2 separate regions of the Homo sapiens genome follow, and region 2 is linked to region 1. A link is an interaction called in ENCODE POLR2A ChIA-PET data of the cell type or tissue named here. Cell type or tissue: OCI-LY7. All regions are shown on one strand. Links, peaks and the distances in the headings refer to the core of each region. The heading gives the core; the rest is flanking DNA.

Evidence for each region. ChIA-PET counts read pairs that join two places held together with the same protein. Peaks named below come from ENCODE experiments on the same cell type or tissue, not always from the same donor. Only the 100,000 strongest peaks of a DNase experiment are listed, where the experiment ranks them.
Region 2: POLR2A ChIA-PET joins it to region 1 with 8 read pairs; 1 of 35 experiments calls an interaction of 5 or more read pairs at or near these places.

What each region holds. Positions count from the first base shown.
Region 1 is chr2:219,443,789-219,449,366 of GRCh38, reverse strand. It overlaps SPEG (striated muscle enriched protein kinase), which reads right to left. Exons shown (of 41, transcript NM_005876.5): 2 at 4,625-4,714; 3 at 4,206-4,542; 4 at 96-1,393. Among named protein-coding and RNA genes, the nearest start is that of SPEG, 12 kb to the right of the region's middle. RefSeq lists an enhancer at 1-243. In OCI-LY7, for the core only: no CTCF peak of the experiment used is centred there; a DNase peak (open chromatin) is centred at 2,886.
Region 2 is chr2:218,043,544-218,049,121 of GRCh38, reverse strand. It overlaps a transcript of RUFY4 not described here. Among named protein-coding and RNA genes, the nearest start is that of RUFY4, 23 kb to the left of the region's middle. RefSeq lists an enhancer at 3,123-3,624. In OCI-LY7, for the core only: no CTCF peak of the experiment used is centred there; a DNase peak (open chromatin) is centred at 2,671.

The DNA.
Region 1 (5,578 bases), core at 1,018-5,017:
CCCCGACCCCCCGGCTCCTGCTGAGCAGTCTTGCTCTCCACAAACGCCCCCCGACGGGGGTTCAGGCACCTTGTCAGCCCTCCCTGAGGCCTTACCGAGCTCAGGGGAGGTGGGCCGGGCCCGGCGACCTTTGCCCTGGCTGCGGGCCCCTCGGCGGTCCCAGGGCCCCCAGGGACCGTCCTCCTCCGGCCCTCTGCGAAGCCTCTTCTCTGCCTCAGGCCCCGCCCTGTTCTTCTCCAAGGTCTGGGGTACAGCAGCGCCCTCCAGGCCCGGCGTGGCCCAGGGCAGGAAGCGCACGGCCTGCGCCGGGGGCTCCCGCTTCCGACCGGGGGGTGCTTTCGTCCTGGCCTCTGGGGGATCGGCGGCGGGGGGCGGCACAGGGCTCCTGCACTCCTGGATGGCTCTGCTCCGGGTCAGCGGGAATTGGTCCCGACGCCTAACCTCCTGCTGCGGGCCTTCCCCCGGCTCTGTCCTGCCCGCCGGCCCGCGGCTCCTGGGCCTCCCAGGCTCGTCCCCCGGCTTCTCCGCGCTGCTCGGAGAGGGCGGCTGGGCGGCGGCGGGGCTCACGGCCCGCGATGTCTTGGGGGTGGAGGGCCGAGAGAAGAGCGGGGGCTCGCCGGGCTCTCGAGGGGATGGGGCACGCTGCAGCGTGGCGCGCAGGGACTCGTGCGAGCGCACCAGCTCCTCCCGCGACGTGGAGCGGCGGATGCGGCCCAGCTCCTGGGCGAAGCGCAGCTCGAGGTCTGAGGCCGGGCTGCGCTGACGCGTGCGCTCGTCCAGCGAGGCCGCTTTCTGCTGGAACAGGCGGCGCCGCTCGGCCACGCTGCCTGGCGCCCGCAGTTCTTCCTGCGAGGCCCCGGGGGTGCCCCACGGTGCGCCGCGCTCCGACTTGGGCTGCTCCAGAGAGCGGGCCTTGCGCAGGGGCACCCAGGGCCGCAGGGGCGCCGGCGGCGAGTCGCTGCGCTCCAGGCTGCGCCGTCGCTCCTCGAAGAACTGCAGCTTGTCCAGGATGCGGGAGCCGGCGCGCACCAGCCTAGGCGATCGGCCCAACGCCGACAGGCGGCCTGAGGCCTCGCTCAGTGGCGTCTGGGGTCGGGATTCCGCGGTGCCCGCCAGGGAGGGCCCGGACGACTTGGACTTCTTCCCTCGCTTCTCTTCGGTGGTGGTGTCCTCGGGCAGCACAGGCTCCTGAGTGCGACGGTGGGGCGACGTGGGGGTGGCCGCGGGCTGGGCCGGGGGTCCCGGCGGGGACCGCTTCCCGACCCGAGGGGACGGTGGGGGGAGCAGCGCGGATTTGGAAGGAGGCGGCTGGGCAGGGCGGCGTGGGGCTTCGCTGGCCAGTTGAGGCTGAAGGTCGGGCTCCTCCCTGCGCAACCCGCTCTGAGGGACGCTGCTGCAGAACCAAGATGGAGAAGGGTAGAGGATTCAGGGGGCCTCCTCTCCTAGACCCTTAGCTTGTGACAGGAATTGGGTGGTGGGCATGCTGGGCAGGCTTGGGGGTGACATGGGCCAGATCCTCCTGCCCCCCACCCCCACCCCCACGAGGAGCGCACAGCCAGAGCAGGTGCTGGGGAGAGGCCGGCGGCTCTGGAACCACAAGATTGGGCTAATGGCTGGGTCTTGGTACAGACTCAGCCCCAGGACTCGGGCCAGCCTCCTCCCCCCAGCCCTGGAAGCCGAGAAACAGCGGAAACAGAACTGAGCATGAGGGAGAGAAAAGAATGAGGCTTAGGACCCAAAGGATGAAGTGGGGAGGGAAGACAAGAGGGTGGGGTGGGGAGGGGCGTTCTCAGGAATGCAGCCACCCACTCATTCCAGCCCCCAGCTGGCCCCCACACCCCTGCCCATCATCAGCAGGGCACACCCCTTCCTAGTGGTCCCTGGAAGCCAAGCAACAGCCTCCTGGACCAGGCACAAGCCTTTTGGGGGGCAGTGCCCCATCCCTAGGATTCCCTAGCTGCTGTGTAGACCTGAGCCTATACCTGCCGCCACCCCGAGCACTGATGGGACACAGCAGGTGGCAACGGGATGCCCAGGCTCCTACTCTCCTTGCTCAGTCTGCCCCCCGATAGGCCTTTGACTTGTGCTTCCCCTGGCAAAGCTACCTTGAGTCCTTAGAAATCCCCCCTGAGAAGTACAGAAGGCCCCCCCCCACAGGGATATGCTCTGAAATAACTCAGCTCAGAAATAGCTACTAAGTGGGCCTGAATAGGGAGTGTGGGAGAAAAGGAGGAGGGAAGGAGCCGGTCACCCCAGAGTATCCCTTTCACTTAACAGAGCTTTGGTGCCCAAGAGCTGGGTCTCAGTTTTCCCCATCTGGACCCTTGCGGGGAGGAGGGGGTGGGTGAGGGGGCACATCACACATAAAGATAAGCAAAAAAAAAAAAAAAAGGAATTAAATGTATTATCATACCTGACACATCAGAGAGAGCTTAATAAAAATCTGTAAAATGGCTCATTGAATATTTCCTGAGTGCCAGGCTTGTACCAAGTGCTTAAAATGCATTGAGTCATTTAATACTCACAACAGCCCTGTGAGGTAAGAACTGTGATCACCCCCATTTACAGATGAAGAAACTGAGGCATAAAAAAGATTAAATGCCTTACCAAGGTGACACAGCTGGGAAATGATTGGTGCTAGGATTGAAACCCAGGCAGTCAGAATCCTGAGCCCTTATTTCCTCCAAAGTGTCTGGGTTTCCAGGGGCACAGAAGGGAGGACAAGTAGTAGGGTGCCAGCCATGAGCAGTTCTAGGGGTCCCGAGTTAAGGATGTTTTAGCCTACCTGAGTCAGCCACCCACATGACAGACCCACCTCTGACTGGGGCTAAAAGGGGTGGTGGCAATGCAGAGTGGCCTGAGAGACAGAAACCCCAGCCAGCCACCTGCAGGGAGGAAGTGTCTTCTCTGGGGGAAGGGCCGCAGAGTCCCCAGGGAAGAGCCTCTGGGAAGTGGGTGAGGCCTGGAGAGAAATTGAGGACAGCAGAGGAGGCCTCTTGCCGGCAGCTCTGAGCTCCAGGCCAGTCTCTGTACCATAGACATCACTAAGGAAATGGGTTCCTCCGAAGTTGCCATAGCAACTCCAGGCTCTGGCTGGGGCCTGGTAAAGAAAGGCAGGAAGGGAAAGGCAAGTCCAGGGCACAGGAACACCGGGTAAGGCCAAGAAGATAAGCCAAGGGAGCCTCCCCCTGGCCGTGGCCCAGCCCTGGCCCTCTCCCCTGCCCACCGCTAGCCCTGCTCTAACCACCCTCAAAGCAGCCTCCCCCACCAGGCCCCTTCTTTCTCCTGCACGGTGGTAGCTGCCCCCACACCCATACCCATCACAAACCAGGCCCCCCTCAGCTCCCCAAATGCCCTAGTCCCTCTATTCTCAGCCACTCCCCTCTTCCACTATAGCACTCCCTCCTGTATCTGCGAGCCCCAAATCTCCAAAAATGGCTCCAGTGCCTCCAACACCTCCGCTCCTCACACCCCCTCCTGGGACAACCTTGAATCCCACCCTCAGGGACTTAGGGGTTTCCCATGAGAGAAATCATTGCAAGCCCCCTGCCACCATCACTCCCGCCCTCTCCCTCTGGCCTGGCCCCATTTCCAGCCCCTCCCTTTCCCAGCCCCCTGCCACCCCCAGCCCATGGCCTCCTGCTTTCACAGGCCCCTTGCCCCATCTGCCCCTGGCCACCTCACTCTCTTCTCTCTCCTGCTTGCTGGCTTGTTCCCCTGCTCTCTCCTGCTCTCCCGGGAGCTGCCGTGTGGAAAGGTTCTGTTCCTCCCAGAAAAAGGCCCACATGGGAACAGGAATGTGCAGAGAGATGAAAAGGCAGCAGCTGCTGAGACAGCAGGCACCAAGGGGGCCCCCGGGTCGGGGGAGGGATCCTGGGGACAACTGGAGCCCAAATGGGTGAGGCAAAAGAGGGCCCCTGAGAAACTGGAGATCTTGGAGGAGACAAGGAAGGGACAGCAGGGTCCAGGAGACCATGGAGATGGCATGGTGAGCCAGGACAGGTGGGAGCAGGGGGATGTGGGCGGTGATGGCTCAGGAGGAGGAGGGAGCAGTGTGGGAAGATGGAGTGGCAGCAGGGGGTGAAGAAATGCACAGAGAGATGGATGGGGCAGGGTGATGGGTGGAGGCTGACTGAGCAGTGAGGGCAGCGCAGGACAGCGTGGTGAGATGGGGCAGTTCAGGCCCAGGTAAGGCCGTTACTTACACGTGGATAGAGAGCGCCCGTCCTCTGTACAGGCTGAATGCGCTGCCGTACAGGTCACTGGCCACGGAAAGGCTATCCTCTGACCCCCAGCTTGCGCCCACCAGATTAGCTCGAGATGCCCGCACCAGCGGCTCCACCCCCAGGTGCCGTGGCCCGGCCCCGGTTGCCTGTGCTTGCCTTGGGCTGCCCGGGAGGCGGCGGGTGCCACCCCCACTGCCCGCTTCCTGCTCCAGGACCGTCTGCCCGCTGCCCCACCAGCTCACTTGCTCCTCTGAGGTGCCTGTCACGGAGGTCGGGGGTGTGTCCAGGGAGGTGCCCACCAGGGTGTCAGAACCCCCTAGAGAAAGGAGCACCGTGAGACTGAGGCACCCCTTATGGAAAACCCGCCTGCCTGCTCTTTGTACACCCCAGGAGCTCACCCGTGGGGGTGCTGAAGGCCCCGTCATCCCGAAGCTCCAGGCGCTGGGTTCCCTGCACATCGCTGATGTCATCCTCAGCCGTCTCTGAGTCTGGAGAAGAAGGGGTCTGTGTGGGCAGGGCCCTCCTCCCTCTGCCTCCAACTCTTCCCTATTGCCTTCTGCCTCCCTGCCAACAGCAGGCTCCATCTTATCACTGGCAGGGCTGCCAGCACCTCCTCTCTTTTGCTCCCCACATCCCCTGCCCAGCCTGGGCTGCTCAGGATAACCCCTCCCATGCCAGTGCCCTGGCTCCATCTCTGGGCCCCTGGTTACTCACGTTTACCTCCGTAGGGCCCTCCAAACTGCCACCCCCTCCCCGCCTGCCAATATCTTAATGGATTATCAGAGCCTCCTCCCTTCTCCCTCCTCCCCTTGTCAGTGAAAGCTTAAGCCCCTGTGCAGCCCCAAAATCATCAGGTCCTAGGTTCCAAGGCTCTAAAGTCTGGGTTCCAGTACCCCAGGAACAAAGAGGAGTCACCTCAGAGTCGTACTGCCAGGGCACTCGACCAACCGCGGGGCCAGCCTGTCCTCTACCCCAAACCAGCTGCAAGGCATCGGGTGCAGCTGAGGCAGGGTGAGGAGAGGCCGGGGCCGGGTGGGAAAGGGGGGGATGCGGGGGGCTAGAGCAGGAGCCAGTTTCCTACCGTAACTTTGCTTTCTGCAGGAGCGGAAAACTTCGCTTCCATAGGAGCAGCAGGAGAGAGACAGGGACAGACTGTTATCAGAGCGTTTGTGGGGCAGGGCATGGAGGGCAGTCAAGACAGAAGGGGCGTGAGGCACCCAGTCCCCAGAGGTGTCCTGTGGCAATGGGTGGGGAGGGAGATACCTGGGATGTGCCCAGCACTGGGGACCCCCATACTTGGGCTTGTTATTCCAGCTGCCCCAGTGGTTCTGGTATCCTTGGCACTTACTGGT
Region 2 (5,578 bases), core at 783-4,782, 1.4 Mb after region 1:
ATGCTGTGAACCATATGACCCAGTAGTGCCCCAGCCAGTACAGCCATGAAACTTCCCCCATGTAGATTTCTTTGTAATCAAGGGCAAATGCAAGATTACATGAAAATATGCTCTTCGAAAGATAAATTCATGATTAAATATTACAAAGAACTAACAACCACCAGAATCAACAATCAGCCAACTTAACCCATGGGAGATTTAACAACTGAGGACTAGAGATAACAGAGCAATCTGAATGTGATTTTTAAAATAAGCATGTTTTAAAAATCCAGAGGCGTTTTATATTAAGAATGGAGAATTTAATGAACATGTTTACCTCTGTTTCCTCTCAAAAATCCACTAAAAATGACACTAAAGGGATTTTTTTTAAAAGGCATAATCCTACAAGGTACAAGGATTAAGAGAAAGTGAAGAAAAGATAACCGATTAAAAAAATAGAAATCAGAAGTAGATGGATAAGTGGTAACTGAGTTTATTAGACCAAAAATAAAGAGAGACAATAAAGGGAATCAAATAAATCTTTACAAAAACCATAATATCTTCAGAAACATAAGAAACACTATAAAAACCCTGGAAAACAACCTAGGAAATACCATTCTGGGTATAGGAATGAGCAAAGATTTCATGATGAAAACACAAAAAGCAACGGCAACAAAAGCAAAAATTGACAAATGGGATCTAATTAAACTAAAGAGTTTCTGCACAGCAAATGAAACTATCAACAGGGTGAACAGACAACCTGCAGGATGGGAGAAGATTTTTGCAAACTATGCATCTGACGAAGGTCTAATATCCAGCATCTATAAAAAACTTAAACAAATTTACAAGAAAAAGCAACCCCACTAAAAAGTGGGCAAAGGACATGAACACTTTTCAAAAGGAGACATACATGTGGTCAGCAATCGTGTAAAAAAAGCTCAATATCACTGATCATTAGAGAAATTCAAATCAAAACCACAGTGAAATACCACTTTAGACCAAAAAAGACAAAAAATAAAAGATGCTGGCAAGGTTGCAGAGAAAAAGGAACGCTTATACGCTGTTACTGGGAGTGTAAATTAGTTCAACCAGTGTGGAAGACAGTGTGGCAATCCCTTGAAGACCTGAAAGCAGAAATAAATATAAATGCTCATACTATAGAAAAACAGAACTTATAAGTTCAACCCATCAGAAGTAGCCAGAAGACTTAAAATTTATAACTGGGAACTTTCCAATAGGATAGACTTATAGATTAAAATTAAATATGAAAATATACATATAAATTAAGTATCTAGATCATTTCCGTATGAGATAAACTACTAAAATTATTAATCACTAAATAAACGTAAGTTTAAGCTTATGTACTTTAGGCTCGTTATTAAAGAGGAACTAGAGATAATTGGGTGCACTGGTAAGCATATCCTGTGCTATGGGGAAATAGGATTTAGGCCAATGAAACCACGTACATCCTAATTTTCGCTAGATATTAAGGCTACTAAGGGTAAAGAATTTTAATTAATACATGTAATTAAAACTACTAAAAACAAAGGATGAATGAAAACAACTGTACACAAATATGTATGTGAAAAATGTATTTTAAAAGTGAGATGTATTTTTAATAAGGAAAAGTATAAAATGTACGTGTTTTCCTTAAGAGAAAAAGAGAGTAATTTTGTCTTAAAGCAAGATGACTTATTGATCCGGAATAAAAAAGGAGAAAAAGACTAAGACAAAAAAAAATGAATAGATACAGAAAGTTGCAGAAGGTCTATGAAAGAAGAACTTTATTTGTGGTCATAGTACAAACATTAGATAGATTTTACTTGTAAGTTAAAAAAACTCGGTGATGTACTGGTGCAAAGTTAGAATTAGGTTTTCTCTCTGTTAAAAGGACACATTTTCTTGGAGTATTGGTCTCCCTGTGAATGTGAAAGGTTTTTTTTCCTTATCTGTTAAATAATTGGCCTAGAAACACAGATTTTGTGTTTAATCAAGGTAACTTTTTGTACTTCATGTTGTCTTTTTAAAAGCCTTTTATTATTGAAGAAAAGTGTAATCTTTTCAATACTAAAAGAGCTAAACTTTTTTTTTTTTTTTTTTTAACCACAATGAAACTTTTTGTGTTTGCCTTTGAAATCATTGTCACTTTGGTATTGTTTCACAGTGACCTGTGTACCTATTTAATCAAGTGTTTTAAACCTTTTGACATTTTTGACAGCTCCCCAAAATCACATTCTAAATCAAGTCTTTTGGACCTCAAATTAACATTGAGAGTTTCCAGAAGGGTCCCTGAAATATGTCAAAAGAATTAATTTTATCTCCTTGTAACAAGAGGGAAGTTAAACTAATTAGACTTATTTGATGTGTTAAATTGCATGAGAGGCACTGCCAAATAATAAGTGATGCTGAACTTTCTCTAAGTTATATTTGTCATTGATGAGTGTTCTAGAAATTGTATAAAATTCCTAGACGTCTCATATTTCCTGGTATAATGTTATCAGTTATAAAACTAATGATTGTCTTATAATGCTGTATTTTTAAGACTAACCAAATTTTCTTCCTGAAAGATTTTGAAAGCAGCTATGACACAGCATTGCAAGATATTCATAGAAAATGATTGCTTCAGCAACATGGATGGAACTGGAGAACGTTACATTAAGTGAAATAAGACAGGAACCGAAAGTTAAGCACTGCACTGTCTCACGCGTATGTGGAAGCTAAAAAAAGTTGAACTCATAGAAGTGAAAAGTAGAAGAGAGGTTACTAGAGGCTGGGAAGGGCAGGTGGCAGGGGGAGTAGTGAGAGACTACACTCTCCCTATACAATTACAGGATACACAATTAGACAGGAGGAATAAATTCTAGTGTCTCTAGCACTGTCCAATGACTATAGTTAACAATAGTATATATTTACAAATAGCTAGAAGAGAGGATATTGAATATTCCCAACACAAGCAAATGACAAATACTTGAGATGATGGATGTGCTAATTACCCTGATCTGATCACTATACATTATATACATCAAAACATCACTATGGGCTGGGCTCGGTGGCTCACGCCTGTAATCCCAGCACTTTGGGAGGCCGAGGCGGGCGGATCACGAGGTCAGGAGATCTAGAACATCTGGCTAACACGATGAAACCCTGTCTCTACTAAAAATACAAAAAAAATTAGCCGGGCGCCATGGCGGGAGCCTGTAGTCCCAGCTACTCGGGAGGCTGAGGCAGGAGAATGGCGCGAACCCCGGAGGCGGAGCTTGCAGTGAGCCGAGATTGCGCCACTGCACTCCAGCCTGGGCAACAGAGCGAGACTCCGCCTCAAAAAAAAAAAAAATCACTATGTACCCCATAAATATGTATCATTATTATGTACATATTTGCCAATTTTTAAAAAAGAAGGAGAAAAAAGACTGGTAAGTACAGGTGTCTGATAACTAAGATTATGCTATTGGACTGGGTAAGAAGTTCCAAAACTCTAAGAGAAAACTGATAGTTTCATGAAACTATTAACAAAATATCAAACAAAACAAAAGAGTTAATTAGATGAGGCTAAATTAACTGATGAGAATGATTATTCATTTTATTACTTTTTGTTAAAACGTTGGTTTTTTTAATGTATTGTTTTCTAGATTTAGGGAAATTTTTTTTCTTTTTTATGAGCTGTCAATAACTTACATTAATTTGATAAAATGTACTTTGTAAATAGAAAGGGAACATTTATCTTTTTCTTCCTACCTGATGGTTCCAGGATTTGGAAACTCTTCTTAAATATTCTTATATGCAATATGGGTATTTGCACTGGTTCAATAAAAATATACTCTGCTTGTAATAGGACATAAATGGGCAAGTTCTTTGCTTGACTTCTTGTCTAGAGAAGTTTTAAAAAGTCTAATCTGAGATTTCTCATGCAGTCAAATATCATATGAAAAAAGCTCAACATCAATGATCATTAGAGAAATGCAAACCAAAACCACAAAAAATAAGATACCACTTGGCACCAGTCAGAATGGCTACTATTAAAAAGTCAAAAAACAACAGATGCTGGCCAGGTTGGGGAGAAAAAGGAACACTTATACACTGTTAGTGGGAGTGTAAATTAGTTCAACCAATGTGGAAGACAGACAGTGTGGTAATTCCTCAAAGACCGAAAAACACAAATACAATTCTACCCAGCAATTCCATTACTGGGTATACACACAAAGGAATAGAAATCCTTCCATTATAAAGACACAGCTACACATATGTTCATTGCAGCACTATTCACAATAGCAAAGACATAGAATCAACCTAAATTCCCATCAATGGTAGACTGGATGAAGAAAATGTGGTACATATACACCATGGAATACTATGCAGCCATAAAAAAGAATGAGATCATGTCCTCTGCAGGAAAATGGATATCTGGAGGCTATTATCCTTAGCAAACTAATGCAGGAACAGAAACCTAAATATTGGTGTTCTCACTTATAAGTGGGAGCTAAAAGATGAGAACACATGGACACACAGAGAGGAACAACACACACTGGGGGGTTTATCAGAGGATGGAGGGTGGGAGGAGAAAGAAAAAGGATCAGGAAAAATAACTAATGGGTACTAGGCTTAATATCTGGGTGACAAAATAATCTGTACAACAAACCCCCATGACACAAGTTTACCTATATAACAAACCTGCACATGTACCCTGAACTTAAAATAAAAGTTAACATAAAAAAAATGTGATCTGAGATTTCTCATTACAGCTAACTAAGATTGACTGATACAAAGACAATAAAGCACCTTGGATAGTATCATATTTTATAGCATATATAGATTTATTATTCTTGCATTTACATACATATTCAGGTCAAGTTTCATGAAACTGATGGCAGCAGTGGCTCATCTGGCCACTGCCAAAACACTGGCTGCAGTGAGGAGGTGCAGCCTGGGCCTTCTGCTCCATGGAGCAGGCAGGAGCCCCACCCCTGGGTGCCACAGCAGCTGCCCAAGCCTAGCTGTAGATCCTGGCATCTCTGTGCTTTGGAGGCCCCAGAAGGCCTCCCTGACCCTTGCAGGCTCAGAAGGGCCTGCTCCTGCTGCCTGGTCTCTCCCCACTCCCGGTGCCCACTCCGATCATGGAGTAAGGTTGCATGTGAACCTGGGCACTGTCATAGCCCTGCTGGGTGGGTGCACACTCAGAGCAGTACTGGGACACCAGCCCCCTGCCTCCTCAGCCCCCTTCTGGACTTTGGGCACTGACAAGCATGGGAGGGAAGCCGAGATGGGGCTGAGGGCAGATCAGCACTGGCCTGCAGGTGCCCCTTCGTCTGAGCAGCCTGGATGCCATGATTGGTGGCAGGAGGCAGACAGGCTCCTGGGAGGAAGGTGGTGGGTCCCTGGCGAAGCCCCACCTTCAAAGTCTGGGGGCTGGGCTGCCAGTCCTGTGGACCAGAGGTGGAGCTTGTGGTGCTTTTTCTTGTGCCCACCTGTGGCTGCTGATGGACCAATCAGCATGCACTTCCCCCATCTGAAGACAATGCATACCCCAGACTCAGCCAGAGAAGAGCAGATGTGGGGATGACCAGTTGCAGAAAGGAGCTACCCTCTCTGGGGCCTCATCTGT